Regions from separate parts of the Homo sapiens genome. Here region 1 is linked to region 2. Evidence: chromatin contacts called from ENCODE Hi-C or POLR2A ChIA-PET data. All regions are on one chromosome and are shown on one strand. The core of a region is the stretch at or near the end of the contact, and the rest is flanking DNA. Distances in the headings are between cores, read along the strand shown. Region 1 holds the start of LGR4 (leucine rich repeat containing G protein-coupled receptor 4). Region 2 has its middle 100 kb from the start of SLC5A12.

Region 1 (4,794 bases), core at 1,716-4,215, 650 kb after region 2:
ACTGGAAGTACTTGGAAAAAGACCCTAGGTGATCGCAACATGTCCCATATATGATCGACTGGAGTGTGCAAACCTGCAGCACTGGCCTTGCTTCATACATTGCTTTTGAGAATCACTGAATGAGCTAGTTTCCCCATGAGTAAAATGCAAATATGCTGTCCTTGAAAACCCTTTTAGAGAGGGTGGTTATATATATTTTTGAGGGTGAAATGAGTACTAAGGAGAAATAAGGAGTCACCAGAATGTACGATCACTCTACCTACAGGTCACAAATCTAAGAAAATAAAACACATTTGCACACCACCAAAGCTCAGAAAGTGCTAAGATAATGCTAGTTTAGGCACTCTAATTGAGACTGGTACCAATTATTTTTCTGTTTCCTAAGCCATGAACACTAACTTATTCTAAGGCCCAAAGTTGAAGATACAGCATTTCACCACCTTCAGTGAGTTCTACCAGAAGATGCTTTGGAGAGAGGAGTATGCTCTCATAAAAGTGTGATTATTTCTCTGTGGTTTTAGATACTAATGTAAAACAGCCCGTTTCCTTATAGGACAAGTCTACTCACTAAAATGTGAGGAATCTGCTAAACAAGGTCTTTACTACTGGTCAAAATAGTAAAATTGTGCTTTTCTATTCTATGCAGAGCCTTGCAAGAGGTTCAGGTAAAGGGACCTTTCTTTCTGCATTTCTTTCTGCACGAATTCCCTAAACGTTTCTAGAGAACTTGGGGAAAAATTAGTCCCATTTCCTCTCCACAGGTCTTCTTTCTCTTGATTCAATCAATTCCTGCTCAAACTTTCCCACTTAATGTAACTTTATGAACAAAATGCTCTTCACTGCAAAGTTAACTTTTTTTTTTAATGACAAGTTAAACTTCACTATACTGAAAAAAAAAAAAAACCTCAAATACATAACTAAAACTAACCTGAGACAGGAAAAATAACAAATGGGGAGGGGAAGGCTGAAGGTAGAAGAATGAAACAGGTTCCAAGACAACAGGCCTCGATGCTCACTAAAAGTCCATCCTGAGAGGGCAAGCGGAACACCTTTGCCACCACCCACCTGGAAATACAGCAATGCTCCTGCCTGCATAAAGATTTCTTCACAGGGTCCTTTAAAACTGTCTATTTCTAAGAGGTCCCTTCCACTACAGGTAAAAGGAAATTCCCTCTACCCTAGGGCCCCTCAGGATCCCTTCCTCTCTCACACGTTTCTTCGACTGCTCCTGATTTAAGCATTCAGCTGGCCACGCAACGCAAGAAGCAATAAGAACACAAAAACCCTACCCTGTTCCTCCTCTATCCGTGGCCTTTGCCACCACCTCCACAACCTAGTTCAGATTCCTCTTCTTTTCTCAAGGGAACGTCTAAAGCTCTCAAGTCCGTTTTGGCAGGGCGATTTTGTAAGTCTGAAACATTTCAGTGTGTCTCTCGATCTCAGGCAGCTCAAAAGAAAAGATCTGCTGGCTGCGTGAAGGTGCATTAGAAACCTGCTGCTACCTTGCAGCCTGGGCTGAGCATATGCTCCGGAACTTGCTTCTCTTCCAACATCCTGCACCTCAGGTCAGCATTCCTTCTTTAAAAGGCCTTGTTGGGTAAGAGCATGTCCACCAACAGAACCCTGTAATTCTCCCTTGTTTTCTCGGACTCCCCTGCGTGCTGCAGAAGCCTGGGCGTTAGTGGGGTAGTCCCGAGTGGAACTGGGCCGAGGTAGGTGCCGGGACGCACTACCTGGATGGGGCCAAATTGGAAGGAGATTCGCCCTGACTGAGGTACAGGTGTTTCTTCTCCCCACATGCTGGAACCCAGGAGGCTCCAGGTGCTTCCCCACGAGACATGCCTCGGTATGCAGACTGAGGCCAAGTTCTCGGCGCCCTCAGCCCCGCCAGTAGCGGAACTCCTGCCCGCTGAGCGAGGGCCCTCATGAGAAGGGAAGGTCGCGTGGACAGGCTGCCAGGGGCAAGCGTTTTTAGATTACTTCCTCCTTCTTGGCCCCAGATGCACTTGTGAGTTGGGGGTGTGCGCGGTGGGGTGGGAGGGTGCTTGTGCCCAAAAAGTCTGGGAACGAAAGCTACTGCTGGCTCGAACCCGGACTAGCAAAGTGCGGAAAGCCCGTGGCACAGGAGTGGGTGCCAGGCAGCCCGCACGCAGGTGACCGGCGGACCCCCTCCCCAGGCCCGGGCGGCGGCGGGGCGGGGTGGGGTGGGACTGACCCCTGGCTCCGCCCCGCGGCGCCCCCCGCTGGGCCCCGTTTCCTCCCCCCCCCTCGCGTCCCCGCCGCCCGCACTCACAGCGCTTGGGTGAAGGCGCTGAGCCCCTCGGGCACGGCCGTCAGCCCCTTCCCGGAGCAGTCCACCCGACGGTCGCCGTCGCAGCTGCAGGGCGCCGCGCAGAGAGGCGGCGCCGCGCCGCTGGGCCCGGCCGAGCCGAGCAGCCCCAGGGCGAGGAAGCAGAGCAGCCCTAGCGGGCCCGGCATTGCTGCGGCCGCCTCCCGCGCCGGCCTCTCCCGCGGCGCTGCTCGCTCCGCTGCCCTCCGATGTCCCCCGCCGCCCCCGGGCAGCCGGCCTGCGGGCTGGAGCGGGGGTCTCTTCCTCGGCGGTCCGCGCGGGCTCGGCCCCTTCAGCAGTCCGCCGCAGCGGCGCAGGGACGCGGCGCTCCGGAGTTTCGCCCTTCCCGCTGCTCCATGGACGCGCAGAGGCAGCCCCGCTCCTCCGGCGGCTCACGCCAGCCGGGCCGGCCCGGCGCAGCGGCGGGGGCCGCGCTCTGCCATCGCACCGGTCTCCCTGTCCCTGGCCTCTCAATGCAGCGGCTCTTCAAGGTTGCAGAGCGCAGCCTTCAGCCATGCCGGCCACTCGCCCCAGCCCCCGCCGTGGCTCTCGCACAAACACCCAGACTCTGGCTCGCTGTCTCCCAGCCGCGGCTCAATCTCTTCCCGTCCTTTTCCCTTCTAGGGTTGCACGCTCTGGTTCCCAAACCCCCGGCCGCTGGCTTATGCAAATCACTTAGGTACATGCAAAAGTATCCCTTCTCCCGGAGCGCCATTGGCCCGGGGAGGTCTCGAGCTCATTACTATGCAGAGAGGAGAGCCGCCATTGGCCAAGAGGAGGACCAGAGGGGCGTGTTTCTCGGGCGTGAGTGACAAGGTGGTGGTGGTTGTGGTGGTGGCGGCGGTGGTGGTGGTGGTGGTGGCGGCGGTGGTGGTGGTGGTGGTGGTGGTGGTTCAAGGCAAAATCTTGACTTGGCTGGATTTGTCTGGCAGGTTGTGGATTGAAGGTAGAAGGATAGTAGGACAAGGGGTCTAGTTTTTCCCTCCCCCACCCGTCTTTTTGTTCCCTCCGCAGAAATTGGATCTCCTAAATTGGATGACCTGGTAAGTAGAACTTCCCTCCAGCGTTCAGTTAAGTTTTAAATGACTCTCCGCTGTTCCAAAGGGCGAGGACGTCTGGAGCTCTGCAAACGGAAAAAAGATTTTGAAGAGGAGGAAAAAAGTTTCCCTCGATCTGACACACATCTTTGGGTTTTAGCTATACACTAAGTTAAAAGTGTACCCTCTCCAGTGCCTCACTTCACCTGGGATCTTTACACCTATCTTGATACACATTTGGTAGCTAAGTCTTAGCAATTCATTCTCCCCAGTCCTCTCTCTGTATTTGGTGTTTTTGGTGACTGCAAATTAGACTCCTTTCTCACGCACTTTAAAATCCTGAAACACAGGAATTTTGTAAAAGGTCAGAGAAAGTGATGTTTCTGAACACTGGACAATTTCCAAAACATCTGAGTGGGAGGTGACTACGGCTGAGAAGCCAGCAGCAACGTTGGTGTTAGGTAATTATCAGCATTCCCTCCTCTTCTGGATTTTGAGTCCCTGTGGCCTAATAGACCCCACGGAATCATTACCTGTACCAACTACGGCTTTAAGGGTACTTCGTTTCTTGCTCTCTGCCATGGCGTTGAGTCGTTTTACTCTATAATGGAGACATTTTTAATGAATACATTAAAACAAGCAGGATTCGGCCGGGCGCGGTGGCTCACGCCTGTAATCCCAACACTTTGGGAGGCTGCGGCGGGCGGATCACCTGAGGTTGGGAGTTCTAGACCACCCTGACCAACATGAAGAAACCCCGTCTCTACTAAAAATACAAAATTAGCCGGGTGTGGTGGCAGATGCCTGTAATCCCAGCTACTCGGGAGGCTGAGGCAGGCGAATTGCTTGAGCCCGGGAGGCGGAGGTTGCGGTGAGCTGGAGATCGCGCCATTGCATTCCAGCCTGGGCAACAAGAGCAAAACTCTGTCTCAAAAAAAAAAAAAAAAAAAAAAAAAAAAAGCAGGATTTAAAGATAATTATCATATAAAGTTGACTAGCCATCGTATGTAAATAAAACTTAGGACAATGGAAACAGGTTGATGCAGACCTATAAGTTTAAAATGAAAAAATTTTATCATCTTTGTATTTGGGAGTTTATCTAAAAGATAATGTCAGGTTGGGCACATAAGTCACATACAGTAAATCTGTCTAGAAGCTAGAGAGTTAATAAATAAACATATGCCTTCATTTCAAGTTTTAGGAATGACATATCTCCTCTCACTGCAGGGCTGAAAGACAACTTAAAGACCCCCAGAAAACTCTGGTTTTATAGATAAGAAATCTGAGGCTCGAGAGAGAGTGTGTTCTGCCCAACATCATCACGGAACAGCTCCTGGGCTCCTGGCTCCTAATCTGGTACTCTTAGAGCCTTCCCTAAATAGGCTTTCATCGTCTAAATCATTTCCATTATTTTCTAGCAACTGTCAT
Region 2 (5,075 bases), core at 181-2,680:
AAGTTCAGCTGGAGGTTTGCTTCTCTCTGTGGCCTTTACCCAGTGCCTCTGACCATCCTCCCCAAGGATCCCTGTGAGGCAGGGCAGAAATGGCTTGCTAGAGGACCCAGTGAGACCATAAGGCTTTTCCTGCTGCTTCCTCTACCCCTGTATTTAGCTTGTCTCTCTAAATTGACTCAGCTCCAGGTAAGGTCAGAATCTTTTCTCATAATCTAGACCTTCAGGTTCCCTAGTGGGGGTGTGTGTTCCAGGTGTTTCCCAAGCCCCGCGGGAGCAATCTGCTTTCTTCAGAGGGTCTGTGGGTTCTCTTGGCTTTCCTAATATATTCCTGCAGTCATTCTGGAACAAAAGATCATGATGCACGCCTCCACATACTGCTCTGTCCGTCTGAGTGGGAGCTGCAATCTACTCCTGCTTTCTGTCCACCATGATTCTCCCACAATCTCTCTTGGTCAGGACACTGTCTCCAACTGTGGCCCTGGCTTGGCCTCCTCCAAGGTGCTGGTTGACAAGATAATGCAATTTTTGACCTAAAATATCATGTCTTCTGCCAGCATTCATGAAACTATGAGAGGCTAACTTATTAGCTTGCAAGTAGGGTGAAATCTCAGACCCTTTACAGTTCTTGATAAGTAATTTCTAGTTAGACTTCCAAACAACCGTGTGATACCCTATTTCTTGATATTCATGGACAAATAGATTTTTACTCAAAAGAATTTTGAAAAAGAAAGAAATTAAGGATGAAATAATGTGTCTGGGTCAAATTACTATACTTCACAATAGACATCTATGAAGTGATTTTGAAAAGTTTGTGAAAAATTGAATTAAAATATAAAAATAAAAATATAAATTTTATTTCTTACCATAAGCTCTACCAAATTCAGGACACTTTTGTAAGCAATGATACTGGCCATTTAGTCCATTCCTGAAAACTGAAGGTTGTGGAAATTTAACCACCTCAATGCAGTTATTTTAAATTACAATTATTATTATTATTATTATTATTATTATTATTTTGAGATGGAGTCTTGCTCTGTCACCCAGGCTGGAGTGCAGTGGTGCGATCTTGGCTCACTGCAAACTCTGCCTCCCGGGTTCAAGCGATTCCCCTGCCTCAGCCTCCTGAGTAGCTGGGATTACAGGCGTGTGCCATCATGCCCAGCTAATTTTTGTATTTTTAGTAGAGATGGAGTTTCACCGTGTTGGTCAGGCTGGTCTCAAACTCCTAACCTCAAATGATCCACTCACCTCAGCCTGCCAAAGTGCTGAGATTACAGGGGTGAGCCACCACACCCAGCTGTCATTTTTAATTAGTAACTGAAGAAAAATAAATGCCTTTTACAGATTTTTTTTTAAGATTAGGAAATGAAGTCAGAAGCCAAATCATGACTGTAAGGTAGTTGCCTAACAATTGCTTAATAATTTTGAAATACTTCCAAAACTGCCCTTGTTTGATAAAAGGAATGAGCAGGGGCATGGTTGTGGTGGAGAATAACTCTGGTGAAACTTTCCTTGGTATTTTTCTGCTAAAGTTTTGTCTAACTTTTTCAAAACACTCTCATAATAAGCAGATGTTATCATTCTTTAGCCCTCCAGTAAGTCAACAAGCAAAACGACTTGCGAATCCTAAAAACGCTGTTGTCATTACCTTTACTCTTTATTAGTCTGATTTGCTTTAGCTGGACCATGCCCACCTCTTAGGAACCATTGGTTTGATTATGCTTTGTCTTCATGATCATTCAAGTAAAGTCATGTTTTATCTCATGACAATTCTTTGAAGAAATGCTTCGGGATCTTGATTCTACTTGTTTAAAATTTCCATTGAAAGCTCCACTCTTGTCTGCAGCTGAGCTGGTTTTGGCACCCATTGAGGGAAAAGTTTTATAATTTAATTTTTTAGTCAGAATTGTATAAGCTGAACCAGTTGAGATGTCAGTGATGTTGGCTATTATTTCTACTGTTAATTGTTGGTCGTCTTTATTCAGGGCATGGACTAGATGAGTTTTTTTCCTCACAAATTAATGTGGATGGTCTGCCACTACAGGCTTCATCTTCAAAATCATCTTGTCCATCTTTTATGTTTTGACCCGAACATAAAAGTCAAAACCATAAAATTTTAAGGAAAATATCTTCACACCTTGGAGGCCGGCAAATATTTCTTATTTAGAGCACAAAAAGCGATGTGTAAAAATTTGTTTTTTTTTTTTTAGACAGAGTCTTGCTCTGTTACCAGGCTGGAGTGCAATGGTGCAATCTCAGCTCACTGCAACCTCTGCCTCCTGGGTTCAACTGATTCTCCTGCCTCAGCCTCCCAGGTAGCTGGGACTACAGGCGCCCACGACCACGCTTGGCTAATTTTTGTATTTTTTTTTATAGAGATGGGGTTTCACCATGTTGGCCAGGATGGTCTTGATCTCTTGACCTCAGATCATGAGGTCAAGATCTGCCTTGGCCTTCCAAAGTGCTGGGATTACAGGTCTGAGTCACCGTGCCTGGCCCAGTGTAAAATTTTTAAAATTATAAATATTACTTAATATTTATTGAAAGATAATAAACTAGACTTACATATTTATAGCCTGTCTCACTGAAGATCCTACTAAAATTTATATATATAAACTTTAATTTTTTTCATTCTAGGTAATGAAGGGGACATGAAATGTCATCAGTAAATAAGCAAACTCAGTTAAATTCTGTTGGACAAAAGCAGTGGTTACTGTGGGAACAGAACAGAGGTTAGAATACTAGCACAAAAAGAATATAGGGAAGAAATAAACAAATTTGTCACAAAGAACCATAGAGAGCCAGGGAATTCAGCAAAAACATTGGTATAGAAATGGAGGACAGGAATGAAATGTGGGGCTGAAAACAGAAGGAATAATTTATTACAAAGTGTGATAGATGTCATGGCTCTCACTCATATTTTTTGTTTTATTTCTTCTCAGTACAAGGTAAGATTATACTGCCCTGTCCCCCTGAAGTCAGAGATGCCAAGTGACTTGATTTGTTTAATTAAATGTTAGTGAAAGTAATATGTGGCACTTCCTTTAACATCCATGACAATTTACTCAACTTTCACTTCTGTGGCACTCTACTCTCTTGGTTTTATTCTCACTGTCAAGCTACAAAAACTTACTCTCTTTAGCAGCCATCCCTTTCCTGCTCATACCCTAAATCCTGTATTCTTTGTAGTTCTGCCCTAAGCTTCTTATTTTATCACTGCAGATTCTCCACAGATAATCTCATTTATTCTAAGTCTTAATTACTATCCGCACTTCTGACTCTCAAATATACTGTATTAGTTCATTCTCACACTGCTATAAAGACATACCTGAGGCTGGATAACTTATGAAGAAAAGAGGTTTAATTGACTCACAGTTCTGCCAGCTATACAGAAGACATGGCTGGGGAGGCCTGAGGAAACTTACAATCATGGTGGAAGGCAAAGGGGAAGCAGGCACAATCTTCACATGCAGAGCAGGAGAGAGAGAGCAAAGAGGGAAGTGCCACACACTTTTAAACCATCAGATCTTATGAGAATTTACTCACTATCTTGAGAATAGTATGGGGAAAATCCACCCCCATGATTCAATCACCTCCCACCAAGTACCCTGTCAACACTGGGAATTATAATTCAACATGAGTTCTGGGTGGAGATACAGAGCCAAAATATATTATTCCACACCTAGCCTCCCTGAAATCTCATTTCCTTCTCACATTTCAACACAGAATCATGCTTACAAAACAGCCCCCAAGAGTCTTAACTCATTCTAGCATTAACTCAAAAGTCCAAGTCCAATGTCTCATCTGAGACAAAGCAAGTCCCTCTGCCTATTAACCTGTAAAAATAAAAGTCAAGTTAATTATTTCCAAGATACAGTGAGGGCACAGACATTGGGTAAATGTTCCCATCCCAAAATGGAGAATCAGCCAAAACTAAGGGACTACAGGCCCCATGCAAGTCTGAAACCTAGCAGAGCAGTCATTAAATGTTAAAGCTCCAAAATAATCTCTTTGACTCCATGTCTCACATGGAGGACACGCTGATACAAGGGGTGGCTCCCAAGGCCTTGGGCATCTCCCCGCCGTGGCTCTGCTGGATACAGCCCCTGCAGCTGCTTTCACAGGCTGGCTTTGAGTGCCTGCAGTTTTTCCAAGTGCATGGTGCAAGCTGTTGGTGGCTCTACCATTCTGGGGTCTGGAGAACAGTGGCCCTCTTCTCACAGCTCCACTAAGCAGTGCCCCAGTGGGGACTCTGTGTGGGCACTCCAACCCCACAATTCCTCTCTGCACTGCTATAGTAGAGGTTCTCCATGAGGGCTCCTCTCCTGCAGCAGACTTCTGCCTGGACATCCAGGCATTTCCATACATCCTCTGAAATCTAGGCGGAGGTTCCCAAAACTCAATTCTTGCCTTCTGTGTACCTGCAGGCCCAACACCACATGGAAGCTGTCAAGGCTTCGGGCTTACACCCTCTGAAGCAATGGCCCAAGCTGTACCTTGGTCCCCTTTAGCCATGGCTGGAGCTGGAGCAGCTGGGATGCAGGGCACCATGTTCTAAGGCTGCACAGAGCAGCAGGGCTGAAAGTCTGGCACATAAAACCATTTTTTCCTCCTGGGCCTCCAAGCCTGTGATGCAAGGGGCTGCTGTGAAGGCCTCTAAAATGTTCTGGAGGCACTTTTCCCATTGTCTTGGCTATTCACGTTTGGCTTTTCTTTATTTATGCAAATTTCTGAAGCCTTGAATTTCTCCCCCCAAAATGGGTTTTCCTTTTCCACCACAAATTTTCCAAACTTTTATGCAAATTTTCCAAACTTTTATGCTCTGCTTCTCTTTTAAATATAAGTTCTAGTTTCAGGTCATTTCTTCGTTTATGCAAATAAGTGCAGGCTTTTAGAAGCAGCCAGGCCACATCTTGAACACTTTGCTTCTTAGCAATATCTTCCACCAGATACCCTAAATCAAGTCTCTCAAGTCTAAAATTCCACAGATGTCTAGAGCAGAGGCACAACACGGCCAGTTTCTTTACTAAAGCATGTCAAGAGTGACCTTTACCTTAGTTCCCAATAAGTTTCTT

The links. Hi-C counts contacts between places; a loop is a spot of excess contacts on that map. ChIA-PET counts read pairs that join two places held with the same protein, here RNA polymerase II (POLR2A).
Region 1: a map with no recorded cell type shows a loop between it and region 2 (4-fold over the local background). The contact joins the promoter of LGR4 here to the enhancer-like site in region 2. A Hi-C loop is called at or near these places in 1 of 37 single-sample maps with no recorded cell type. POLR2A ChIA-PET finds 5 or more read pairs at or near these places in 1 of 52 experiments (OCI-LY7).

The regions. Positions count from the first base shown.
Region 1 is chr11:27,469,825-27,474,618 of GRCh38, forward strand. It overlaps LGR4 (leucine rich repeat containing G protein-coupled receptor 4), which reads right to left and starts at 2,966. Exons shown (of 18, transcript NM_018490.5): 1 at 2,294-2,966. The coding sequence starts at 2,478. LGR4-AS1 (LGR4 antisense RNA 1) reads left to right here and starts at 1,907. Exons shown (of 4, transcript NR_131170.1): 1 at 1,907-2,008; 2 at 2,954-3,133; 3 at 3,344-3,372. RefSeq lists silencers at 2,080-2,139, 2,390-2,559, 2,690-2,739.
Region 2 is chr11:26,819,566-26,824,640 of GRCh38, forward strand. No RefSeq gene overlaps it. Among named protein-coding and RNA genes, the nearest start is that of SLC5A12, 100 kb to the left of the region's middle. Within about 2 kb of position 1,431, at least 3 of the 41 ENCODE cell types and tissues checked have a DNase peak (open chromatin) inside an H3K27ac peak, as active enhancers do.